2 separate regions of the Homo sapiens genome follow, and region 2 is linked to region 1. Evidence: read pairs that join two places in POLR2A ChIA-PET (ENCODE). Cell type or tissue: Panc1. All regions are shown on one strand. Links, peaks and the distances in the headings refer to the core of each region. The heading gives the core; the rest is flanking DNA.

Evidence for each region. Peaks named below come from ENCODE experiments on the same cell type or tissue, not always from the same donor. Only the 100,000 strongest peaks of a DNase experiment are listed, where the experiment ranks them.
Region 2: POLR2A ChIA-PET joins it to region 1 with 8 read pairs; 34 of 35 experiments call an interaction of 5 or more read pairs at or near these places.

The regions. Positions count from the first base shown.
Region 1 is chr19:2,466,177-2,471,543 of GRCh38, reverse strand. No RefSeq gene overlaps it. Among named protein-coding and RNA genes, the nearest start is that of LINC01775, 6.7 kb to the right of the region's middle. RefSeq lists an enhancer at 1,894-1,993. In Panc1, for the core only: no CTCF peak of the experiment used is centred there; no DNase peak of the experiment used is centred there; H3K27ac peaks cover 844 bases.
Region 2 is chr19:2,611,785-2,617,151 of GRCh38, reverse strand. The region is part of intron 2 of GNG7 (G protein subunit gamma 7); the gene reads left to right. Among named protein-coding and RNA genes, the nearest start is that of MIR7850, 16 kb to the left of the region's middle. In Panc1, for the core only: CTCF peaks have their summits at 3,162 and 4,724; no DNase peak of the experiment used is centred there; H3K27ac peaks cover 1,348 bases.

The DNA.
Region 1 (5,367 bases), core at 214-5,213:
GACCATCCCAGCTAACACAGTGAAACCCTGTCTCTACTAAAAATACAAAAAATTAGCCGGGCGTGGTGGCGGGCGCCTGTAGTGCCAGCTACTCAGGAGGCTGAGGCAGGAGAATGGTGTGAACCCAGGAGGTGGAGCTTGCAGTGAACCGAGATCGCGCTACTGCACTCCAGCCTGGGTGACAGAGCAAGACTCCATCTCAAAAAAATAAGTAAATAAAAATAAAAAATAAAAAAACGTACTGCAGGCTGGGCACGGTGTTGCGGGGGGGCTTTGAAGTGATTAGGGTCAGATGAGCTCATGAGAGTGGAGTCTTCTAATGAGATTAGTTCCTTTCTCTTTTTCTTTTTTGAGACAAGGTCTCCCTGTATTGCCCAGGCTGGAGTGCAGTGGTGTGATCATGACTTCGTGCAGCCTCTGTCTCTAAGGGTAGACTCATGCCTGTAATCTCAGCCCCTTGGGGGCCAAGTGGGGAGGATCGCTTGAGCTCAGGAGTTCGAGACCAGCCTGGGCAACCTGGCAAGACTCCCATCTCTACAAATAATTTTTTTTTTGAGACGGAGTCTCGCTCTGTCACCCAGGCTCTGTCACCCAGGAGTGCAGTGGTGTGATCTCGGCTACTGCAAGCTCCGCCTCCCAGGTTCACGCCATTCTCCTGCCTCAGCCTCCAGAGTAGCTGGGACTACAGGCGCCCGCCACCTCGCCCGGCTAATTGTTTGTATTTTTAGTAGAGATGGGGTTTCACCGTGTTAGCCAGGATGGTCTCGATCTCCTGACCTCGTGATCCGCCCACCTCGGCCTCCCAAAATGCTGGGATTACAGGTGTTACCCACCACGCCTGGCCTTTTTTTTTTTTTTTTTTTTTGAGACGAAGTCTCTCTCTGTCTCCCAGGCTGGAGTGCAGTGGCACAATCTCAGCTCACTGCAACCTCTGCCTCCCGAGTTCAAGTGATTCTTCTGCCTCAGCCTCCCAAGTAGCTGGGATTACACTGCGCCCGGCTAATTTTTAGTAGAGATGGGGTTTCACATCTTGGCCAGGTTGGTTTCGTACTCCTGACCTCATGATCCACCCGCCTCGAGTTCCCAAAGTGCTGGGATTACAGGTGTGAGCTACCGCACGCAGCCACAAATAATTTTTTAAAAATTAGCCAGGTCTGATGGGCACACCTGTAGTCCCAACTACTCGGGAGGCTAAAGCAGGAGGATCACTTGAGCCCAGGAGTTTGAGGCTGCAGTGAGCTATGATCGCACCACTGCACTCCAGCCTGGGCGACAAAACAAGGCCCTGCCTCAAAAAGAAAAAAAAAAGTGGGGGCGGGCTGGGTGCAGTGGCTCATGCCTGTGATCCCAGCACTTTGGAAGGCCAAGGAGGGCAGATCACTTGAGGTCAGGAGTTCGAGACTAGCCCGGACAACATGGCGAAACCCCGTCTCTACTAAAAATACAAAAAGTTGGCCAGGCGTGGTGGCAGATGCCTGTAATCCCAGCTACTCAGGAGGCCGAGTCAGGAGACTCACTTGAGCCTGGGAGGTAGACATTGCAGTGAGCCGAGATCATGCCACTGCACCCCACCTGGACAACAGAGCAGGACTCTGTCTCAAAAAAAAAAAACGGTAAAAAGTCAGGTTCAAGGGGCTCTGGGGGCAGAGGTCCCAGGCAGCAGGCACAGTGTTTGAAAAGGCCCTGACGCAGGACCTCACCTGTTGCATTTGAGGAATCCCAAGGAGGCCCTGGGGGTGGAACAGAGTAAGCAAGAGGGAGAGCCGGGAAGATGAGCTCACAGAGACGGGCTTTGGGGGCTGCGGGGAGGGGTCTGCGTGTCACTCCGGATGTAGCCAGGAAGTGATTGGCAGCGGCTGGGCTCTGACATCATGTTTTTCTGCAAAGATGAACAAAACGAGCAAGACATGACTCCTGTCCCCAAGGAGAGGTTTCGGGATGGAGCTGAGTCATCATTTGAACTTGCAGACATTTGTAAGACAGGCCTGGGGTGGGAGGAGGTGGGATCACCACGCCAGGTGGCAGCGGAGGCTACGGCGAAGGCTGAGGCACATTTGGGAAATTCTGAGGACAGTGGCAGGGGAGGGGCAGGGAAACTGTGCACAGCAAGAGGCTGGCAGGTCTGGGACTATGCCTCGCAGAGAGAGGGAGAAGGAGAGGCTCTGTCTGAGGTCACGTTTGCCTGGTTCAAATCCCACCTGCAGCCGTCATCAGCTGTGTGTCCTTGGGTTGGTGGCTTAGCCTCCCTGAAACTCCCTCTTTTCATGGGAAAAGTCAGGTTGTGGAAATGTTTACCCAAAACAAGGACCTAGAATGGGCTTGGCATAGAAAGTGCTCCGTACACCTCCCCTACTGTAGTGACCTCGAAAGCCACTCGAATGCCGGACGCGGTGACTCACACCTGTAATCCCAACACTTTGGGAGGCCAAGGCGAATGGATCACTTGAGGTCAGGAGTTCGAGACCAGCCTGGCCCACATGGTGAAACCCCCTCTCTCCTAAAAATGCAAAAATTAGCTGGGTGTGGCGGAAGGCGCCTGTAATCCCAGCTACTCCGAGAGGCTGAGGCACGAGAATCGCTTGAACCCGGGAGACGGAGCTTGCAGTGAGCTGAGATCGCACCACTGCACTCCAGCCTGGGAGACAGAGTGAGACTCTGACTCTGTCTCAAAAAAAAAAAAAAAACAGAACGGTATATCCATCAGGCAGGACATTCCTGGGGCCTAAGAGTCACCTCCCAGTGGCTGAAACAAAAGCCAGATCTCTCTCTGGTCGAGGCAAAATTTCTTGCTACACAATGGACAGGAATCATTCGCCTTGCACTGAGTATTTTACAACTTACACACTTGCTCACAGACATCGGAACAGCTGGAACCCCCGGCAGCAGGCATTGCAGACAATGCTAGCATGGTGGGCAGCTTCGGGCCTGGCTCCAGTGATCCCCCAGGGTGGTTAATTTTTTTTTTTTTTTTTTTCTTAGAGATGGGCTTCGCTCTATTGCCCAGGCTTGAATGCAGTGACATCGCAGCTCACTGCAGCCTTGAACTCCTGACTTAAGGAATCTTCCCATCTCAGCCTCCCAAATAGCTGGGATTGCAGGCATGGGCCACCACACCCCGCTATGCAGGGGTTCTTCCTGCCCACTGCATAAAGAAAGACCACGTGACTGGGTGCAGGGGCTCACGCCTGTAATCCCAGCACTTTGGGAGGCCAAAGTGGGAGGATTCCTTGAGTCCAGGAGTTTGAGACCAGCCTGGGCAACATAGGGAGACCCCCAGTCTAACAAAGTATTTTACTTAAAAAAAAAAAAAAAATAGAGGCTGGGCGCGGTGGTTCACACCTGTAATCCCAGCACTTTGGGAGGCCGAGGTGGGCAGATCACCTGAGGTCGGGAGTTCGAGACCAGCCTGGCCAACATGGAGAAACCCCGTCTCTACTAAAAATACAAAATTAGCCGAGCATAGTGGTGGCGGGCGCCTGTAATCCCAGCTATTCGGGAGGCTGAGGCAGGAGAATCGCTTGAACCCGGGAGGCGGAGATTGCAGTGAGCTGAGATTGAGCCACTGCACTCCAGCCTGGGCAACAGGGTGAGACTGTCTCAAAAAAAAAAAAAAGAAAAGAAAGGAAACAACGAAAGAGAAAGAGACCACAGCATTGTAGTAGAGAAAGAGTTTAATAGACATGAGGCTGGCCACGCCACGTGGGAGATGGAATTCATAAATCAACTTGTTCAAACCTCATAGGTTAGAGGTTTTTCTTTATTGCGACGAGTCTCGCTCTGTCACCAAGGCTGGGGTGCAGTGGCGCCACCTCAGCTCACTGCAACCTCTGCCTCCTGGGTTCAAGCAATTCGCAACCTCTGCCTCCTGGGTTCAGGAGGTTCTCCCGCCTCAGCCTTCTGAATAGCTGGGATTACAGGTGCACGCCACCACATCCAGCTAATTTTTTTTTTTTTTTTTTTGGTGGAGATGGAGTTTCACCATGTTGGCCAAGCTGGTCTCGAACTCCTAACCTCAGGTGATCCGTTCACCTCAGCCTCCCAAAGTGCTGAGATTCCAGGCGTGAGCCTCCACGCCCAGCCTAGGTTAGGGGTTTTTCAAGGGCAGTTTTGTGGGAAGGAGTGGGAGTGGGCCAGGTAAACAGGTGCTTGCTGCTGGTTGGTTGGGGGCAGAGATGGACTCACAGCAGGTTGCAGGGGTCCTCCTGCCGGCCAGATCGCTTCTGTGTGGAACCTCAGGAGCAGGGTTGTCAGTCCAGGTGGAGCCACGGGTGTCAGACATGCAAAACACGTGGAAAGACATCTCAAAAGGCCAAACTACAATAATGGTGTTATTTGCAGGAGTAATTGGGGGAACCACATCTCTTTTTTTTTGTTTTTTTTTTGTTTTTTTTTTGTTTTTTTGCATGCTGAGTTTCGCTTTGTCGCCCAGGCTGGAGTGCAGTGGTGAGATCTCGGCTCACTGCAACCTCTGCCTCCCAGGTTCAAGCGATTCTCCTGCCTCAGCCTCCCAAGTATTTGGGACTACAGGCATGGGCTACCAAGCCTGGTTAATTTTTGTATTTTTAGTACAGATGGGGTTGCACCATGTTGGCCAGGCTGGTCTTGAACTCCTGGCCTCAAGTGATCCACCCGCCTTGGCCTCCCAAAGTGCTGGGATTACAGGCGTGAGCCGCCGCACCTGGCCTGGAAGCTGCATATCTTATAACCTCCAGAATAACGTTTGCACCTTAACAGATGTCAGGCTCCCCTCCTCCCTCAACCTGAAGGCCTCAGGTTAGCTTGACAAAAGCTGTTGGGTTTTGTGCAAGGTCTACTATCACTTAAACTGTAGCCTAAATGTCTTCCCAAGTTAGCTGGGCCCAATAGCCCAGGAATAATTAAGGCAAGATGGGGGTTAGTTAGTTTAGCCTACTGTTATAATTTTCTCGGCTGGACGTGGTGGCTCACGCCTGTAATTCCAGCACTTTGGGAGGCCAAGGCGGGCGGATCACGAGGTCATGAGATCGAGACCATCCTGGCCAACATGGTGAAACCCCATCTCTACTAAAAATACAAAACTTAGCTGGGCATGGTGGCGCGTGCCTGTAGTCCCAGCTATTTGGGAGGCTGAGGCAGCAGAATCGCTTGAACCCGGGAGGCGGAGGTTGCAGTGAGCCGAGATTGTGCCACTGCACTCCAGCCTGGGCGACAGAGCGAGACTCCGTCTCAAAAAAAAAAAATTTTTTTTTCTCACTGATAGAACTTTTGCAAAGGCGCTTTCAGCTAATTTTATTTTTTGTAGATATGGGGCCCTGCTCTGTTACCCAGGCTGGTCTTGAACTCCTGGCCTCAAGCGATCCTTCCTCCTTGGCCTCCCAAAGGGCTGGG
Region 2 (5,367 bases), core at 104-5,103, 150 kb before region 1:
ACCAGGATGGCCCCATCCCAGAGAATGATCCAGCCCTGAACGTCAGAGACTTTGGGTTAACGGAATGTAATTAGGCTGAAATAAGCTAAAGTTTTTCCGATAGTCACGTGCTGGGCAGCACACTGGTGGAAGGCTGGTGCAAAGCTTTCATGCCAGAACCTTCTGATTCCAAGACACTTTCATTCACAGTCACCTGCATGACCAGGGAGGCGGAGCTGCACTTATCCCGTGACCCCAGATGAGGAAACAGTCAGAGGAAGAGGCGGGCAGAACCCGGGCCCCACTGCTCTTGGCAGCTCTTGGAAACATCCTCCCCTAGGGCCCTGGTCACCAGCCTTGCCCAAGAACCCACCAGCTATATTTGTCTGGTTTTTTTTTTTGAGATGGGGTTTTGCTCAGGCTGGAGTGCGATGGCGTGATCTCGGCTCACTGCAACCTGCAACCTCTGCCTCCCGGGTTCAAGCAATTCTGCCTCAGCCTCCTGAGTAGCTGGGATTACAGGCACCCGCCACCATGCCCGGCTAATTTTGTATTTTTAGGAGAGACGGGGTTTCTCCCTGTTGGTCAGGCTGGTCTCAAACTCCTGACCTGAGGTGATCCGCTCGCTTTGGCCTCCCAAAGTGCTGGGATTATAGGCATGAGCCACCACACCCAGCCTTTCTTTGTTTGTTTTTTAATAGAGATGGAGTCTCTAGCCTGGCTAACATGACAAAACCTCATCTCTACTAAAAATACAAAAATTAGCTGGGCACGGTGGCACACGCCTGTAATCCCAGCTACTCGGGAGGCTGAGGCAGGAGAATCGCTGGAACACGGGAGGCAGAGGTTGCAATGAGTCGAGATCGTGCCATTGCACTCCAGCCTGGGCAGCAGAGCGAGACTCCGGCTCAAAATAATAATAATAAATTAGAGATGGGGTCTCACTATTTTGCCCAGGCTGGTTTTGAACTCCTGAGCTCAAGGGATCCTCTCGCCTCAGCCTCCCAAAGCACTGGGATCACAGGTGTGAGGTGCCATGCCTGGCCCACACCAGCTGTGTTTAATCAATGCTGGGCAGCCCTGCAGCTTGGTGACATCAGTGGGCCACTGGCTACTGGGTGTTTTTTCCATCCTGCCCTGTTCCCTGCTGGCACCAGGGGAAAAAGGCCCATACAGGAGTCTGTTCCAGGTCACCAGATCCTGGGGTGGCCCGTAAGGATTTGAAGGGGACAGGAGGCGCCCCTTTGCCGAGGCCCTTCACTGTGTCAGGCACATTGCTGGCTGCCGTGGGTGCACAATCTTAGGGAACCCTCCTGCCTCCTCCGCCTTGCTGCTTCCTTGCAAAGAAAATTTCCCACTGCAGAGGGCAGCTTAATTGCTCAGCAGTGGCTCTTCAGAATCTCACAGATGGGCCAGGCGTGGTGGCTCATGCCTGTAATCCCAGCACTTTGGGAGGCCGAGGCGGGCAGATCATGAGGTCAGGACATCGAGACCATCCTGGCTAACATGGTGAAACCCCATGTCTACTAAAAATACAAAAAAATTAGCCAGGCGTGGTGGTGGGTGCCTGTAGTTCCAGCTACTCTGGAGGCTGAGGCAGGAGGATCACTTGAGCCCAGGAGGCTGAGGTTGCAGTGAGCTGTGACTGCACCACTGCACTCCAGCCTGGGCAACAGAGCAAGACCCTATCTCAAAAAAAAAAAAAAAAAAAAAAAAAACCGGAAAAGACAAAGAAAATAGGATGAGGTGGCACCAAGAGGACAGAGTCTGTGCCACGTGGTGTCCAGGAAGGTCTCTAAGGAGAGGACATCCTTGCCGACCCCTGCAGGATGGGGAGGAGCATTGAAGGCAGGAGGAAGGACATTCTGGAGGGCTCCCTGGAGGCGGAGGTCTGGGGGAGCCTGAATGGTGGGAACCTGGGAGGTGGAGTTTGCAGTGAGCCGAGATCGCGCCACTGCACTCCAGCCTGGGCGACAGAGCGAGACTCCGTCTCAAAAAAAAAAAAAAGAGTGTCACAGATGGCACCTTCAGACCAGACAGTGGCCGCCCAGTACCCCGAAAGTGGCCTAGAAAGCGGGGCTATTCCACACACCTTGCCCAGCCCAGCACTGAAGCCAGGGAAGGAGGGCTTGGGCAGGAGCCGCGGCACAAATCACAGCTGCAAGTTCTGGCTCTGCCAATGGCTACGGGGTGACCTTCAACAATCAGCTGCCTGCCTCCTGCCTCAGTGCCTTGTTTAAAAGCTGAGGAACGCCTTGGCATTGAGAATTGATGTGTGATGCAAGATGGGGCAGCCGCCTTGGAAACCAGTCTGGTGGTTCCTCAAAAGGCTGAACGCGGAGTCGCCACATGACCCAGCAATTCCGCTCCTAGTTATCTGCCCAGAGGAATTGGAAGCAGGTGTTCAAATAGAACCTTGCCACAAATGTTCATACAGTACGATTCACAATGGCTAAAAGGTGGAAATGACCCAAGTGTCCGTCCGTGGGTAAATAGATAAACAGCGTGGCCCTCCACACACTGGAACGAGACTCAGCCGTGAACGAGACTCTGACCCAGGCCACGTGCAGCCTGGATGCCCCTTGAGGATGTCACACTCAGTGAGAGATGCCAGATCCAAAAGGCCACACAGTGTGTCATCCTATTTCTATGAAATGTCCAGGACAGGCCAGTCTAGAGAGGCAGGAAGGGGATGTGTGGGTGCCAGGGGCTGGGGAGGGGGATGGGAAGTGACAGCTGATAGGGATGGGGTGTCTTTTTGGGGGGCTGAGAATGTTCTAGAGCTAGCTAGAGATGATGGCTGCACGAATGCCACTGGATGTCTGGAAAGGGAGCTTTTTTGTTGTGTGCATTTCACCACACATGTGCCTGAGACCCGACGTGCAGGGCCCCCCTGCGGGTACACAGAGGGCAGGGAGAGGGTGCTAGGGAAAGTCGCCGCACCTGCTTTCTGGCGACCATGCTCAGGCTGTAGCTGGGGGAACTCTCTTCCCGCCCTCCTGGGACCTCTCGAGCCTCTTGAGTCTGCTCCCAGTGCCGTTCACCGGGTGGTGAGGATGTGGTCTCGCAACAGACGCCTGCAACGGACCCACCTGTGCGAGGCTGGCCCCCTTTACCCCGGGGGTAGGCGCGGGGCCCGAGTTCCCTGGGTGGATTCTGCATTGCACTTGCCGGCCTTTAGATGTCGCTGTGGCCGTGGCCTTCGCTGGCCTTAGGCTGCGAGCTTCTGTCTGATTCGCACCTTTCTCATTCAGGATCCACACACTGCTGCAGTCCGAGTTTCTTGGCATAGCCAGGGTCCCTTGATCTTCCCCCTCACCAATTAATTAAATCAGGATCTCTCCTGCTAGGTACTGTGGACATCTGGGGCTAGATCCTCTGGGGTCTGGCCATCCTGGGCACTGCAGGGTGCTGAGTGGCGTCCTGGCCTCCACCCACTCCATGCCGGGAGCACCTCCAGGCATGACAACCACAAATGTCCCCAGACATTGCCCAGTGTCCCCTGGGGGCAGGATCACCCCTGATTGAGACCCCCCGCCCAGGTTAGGGGAATCCACAGATTCCCCAAGAGACTCTGCATTCCGTGACCATCTCTCCTACTGAGGTCCCAGGAGGCTGCACACATTGAAATCCACACCCTGAGTGGGGAGGGAGAGAGGAGGAAGAGTCCCAGGAGCTGGGGGTCCCCCTGGTTTATGCCATCTGCCCCGTCGGGAGTTTATTCTTGTATCTACTGTGAGCAGGAGCGGGGACAGATTGCATTCTCCCCAAATAATTAATGCAGGATCTCCCCCTCTCCAGGTAGTGTAGACACCTGCTCTTCCAATGAGGCAGTGGCTTGAGACAATGGACTTTAGATGAGGGGCTGAGAGCCCAAAGCCCCCCTATGTGTTAATTCAACACCTAATTCAACGTATAGTTCAAGCAAACTCACCTAATTCAACGTAGGTGCTAATTCAGCAAGAGACTGTGCAGCCTGTAGCAGGAAGTAGGCTGCAGCCACCAGCCGGGTTAAACTTGCATCAGAAATTCTTTGTCTGAATTCCTTTTCCACGTCCCTTAAACACCATCCCTTTCCCTGGCTGGTTCTACCTGGCTGCAGGGCCATGTTGGGACACTCAGGGCCTGGGGCACATTTGCCCTCCTAGGCTACCTCCTCCGCTCTAAAAATGTCCGACGTTGGCCAGGCACCGTTGTTCACATCTGTAATCTCAACACTTTGGGAGGCCGAGGCGGACGGATCACCTGAGGTCAGGAGTTCGAGACCATCCTGGCCAACATGGTGAAAACCCGTCTCTACTAAAAATACAAAATTAGCCGGGTGTGGTGGTGGGTACCTGTAGTCCCAGCTACCCAGGAGGCTCAGGCAGGAGAATTGCTTGAACTGGGAGGTGGAAGTTGCAGCGAGCCGAGATCGCACCGCTGCCTGGGCGACACAGCAAGACTCTCAAAAAAAAAAAAAAAATTTCTCAAAAAAAAAAAAAAATTCTAAGCTGTATTTTACAATTGTCTTGGCATAAAGACAAACAGAATCCAGGCTGGATTCATGATTATACACTCACAAGTATTTTATTCATCTTTTGTCGACTGGATTTTAAAACATTTCCAGGAACCCTGGACCTGGGGCTTTTGTGCCGTGGGAGCCTGGGTCCTGCCTGGGGGGGGTCCTGGCTTCAGTCTTCTCACTGAGGCCCCTCCCCTCTCCCAGGCTGGGTCACCCCGATATGAAATGCCCAGGTCCCAGACACACCTTCTTTGCAGGCTGCTACCCTGGAACTGTTTTTAAATGTGGGTGATGCTGCCCCCCAGGGGGCACTGGGCGATGTTTGGGGACGTGTGGTTATCACAACTGGGATGCTCCTGGCATGGAGTGGGCGGAGGTCAGAGATGCTGCTGAGCACCCTGCAGTGCCCAGGATGGCCCCACCCCAGAGAAGGATGGGGCCCCAGGGGAGACCGTAGACCAAAGTCAATCCAATTATTAAAAAGAAAGAAAGATTTGGCCGGGCGCGCTGGCTCACACCTGTAGTCCCAGCACTTTGGGAGGCCAGGGTAGGCGGATCACGAGGTTGAGAGATCGAGACCATCCTGGCCAACATGGTGAAACCCGGTCTCTACTAAAAATACTAAAATTAGCTGGGCGTGGTGGCGGGTGCCTGTAGTTCCAGCTACTTGGGGAGGCTGAAGCAGGAGAATCGCTTAAACTCGGGAGGCGGAGGTTGCAGTGAGCTGAGATCACACTACTGCACTTCAGCCTGGTGACAGAGCGAGACTCCATCTCAAAAAAAAAAAAGATTTTTATTTTTATTTACTTTTACTTTTACTTTTTATTTTTTTAGAGACAGAATCTCCCTCTGTCGCCCAGGCTGGAGAGCAGTGGCGCGATCAA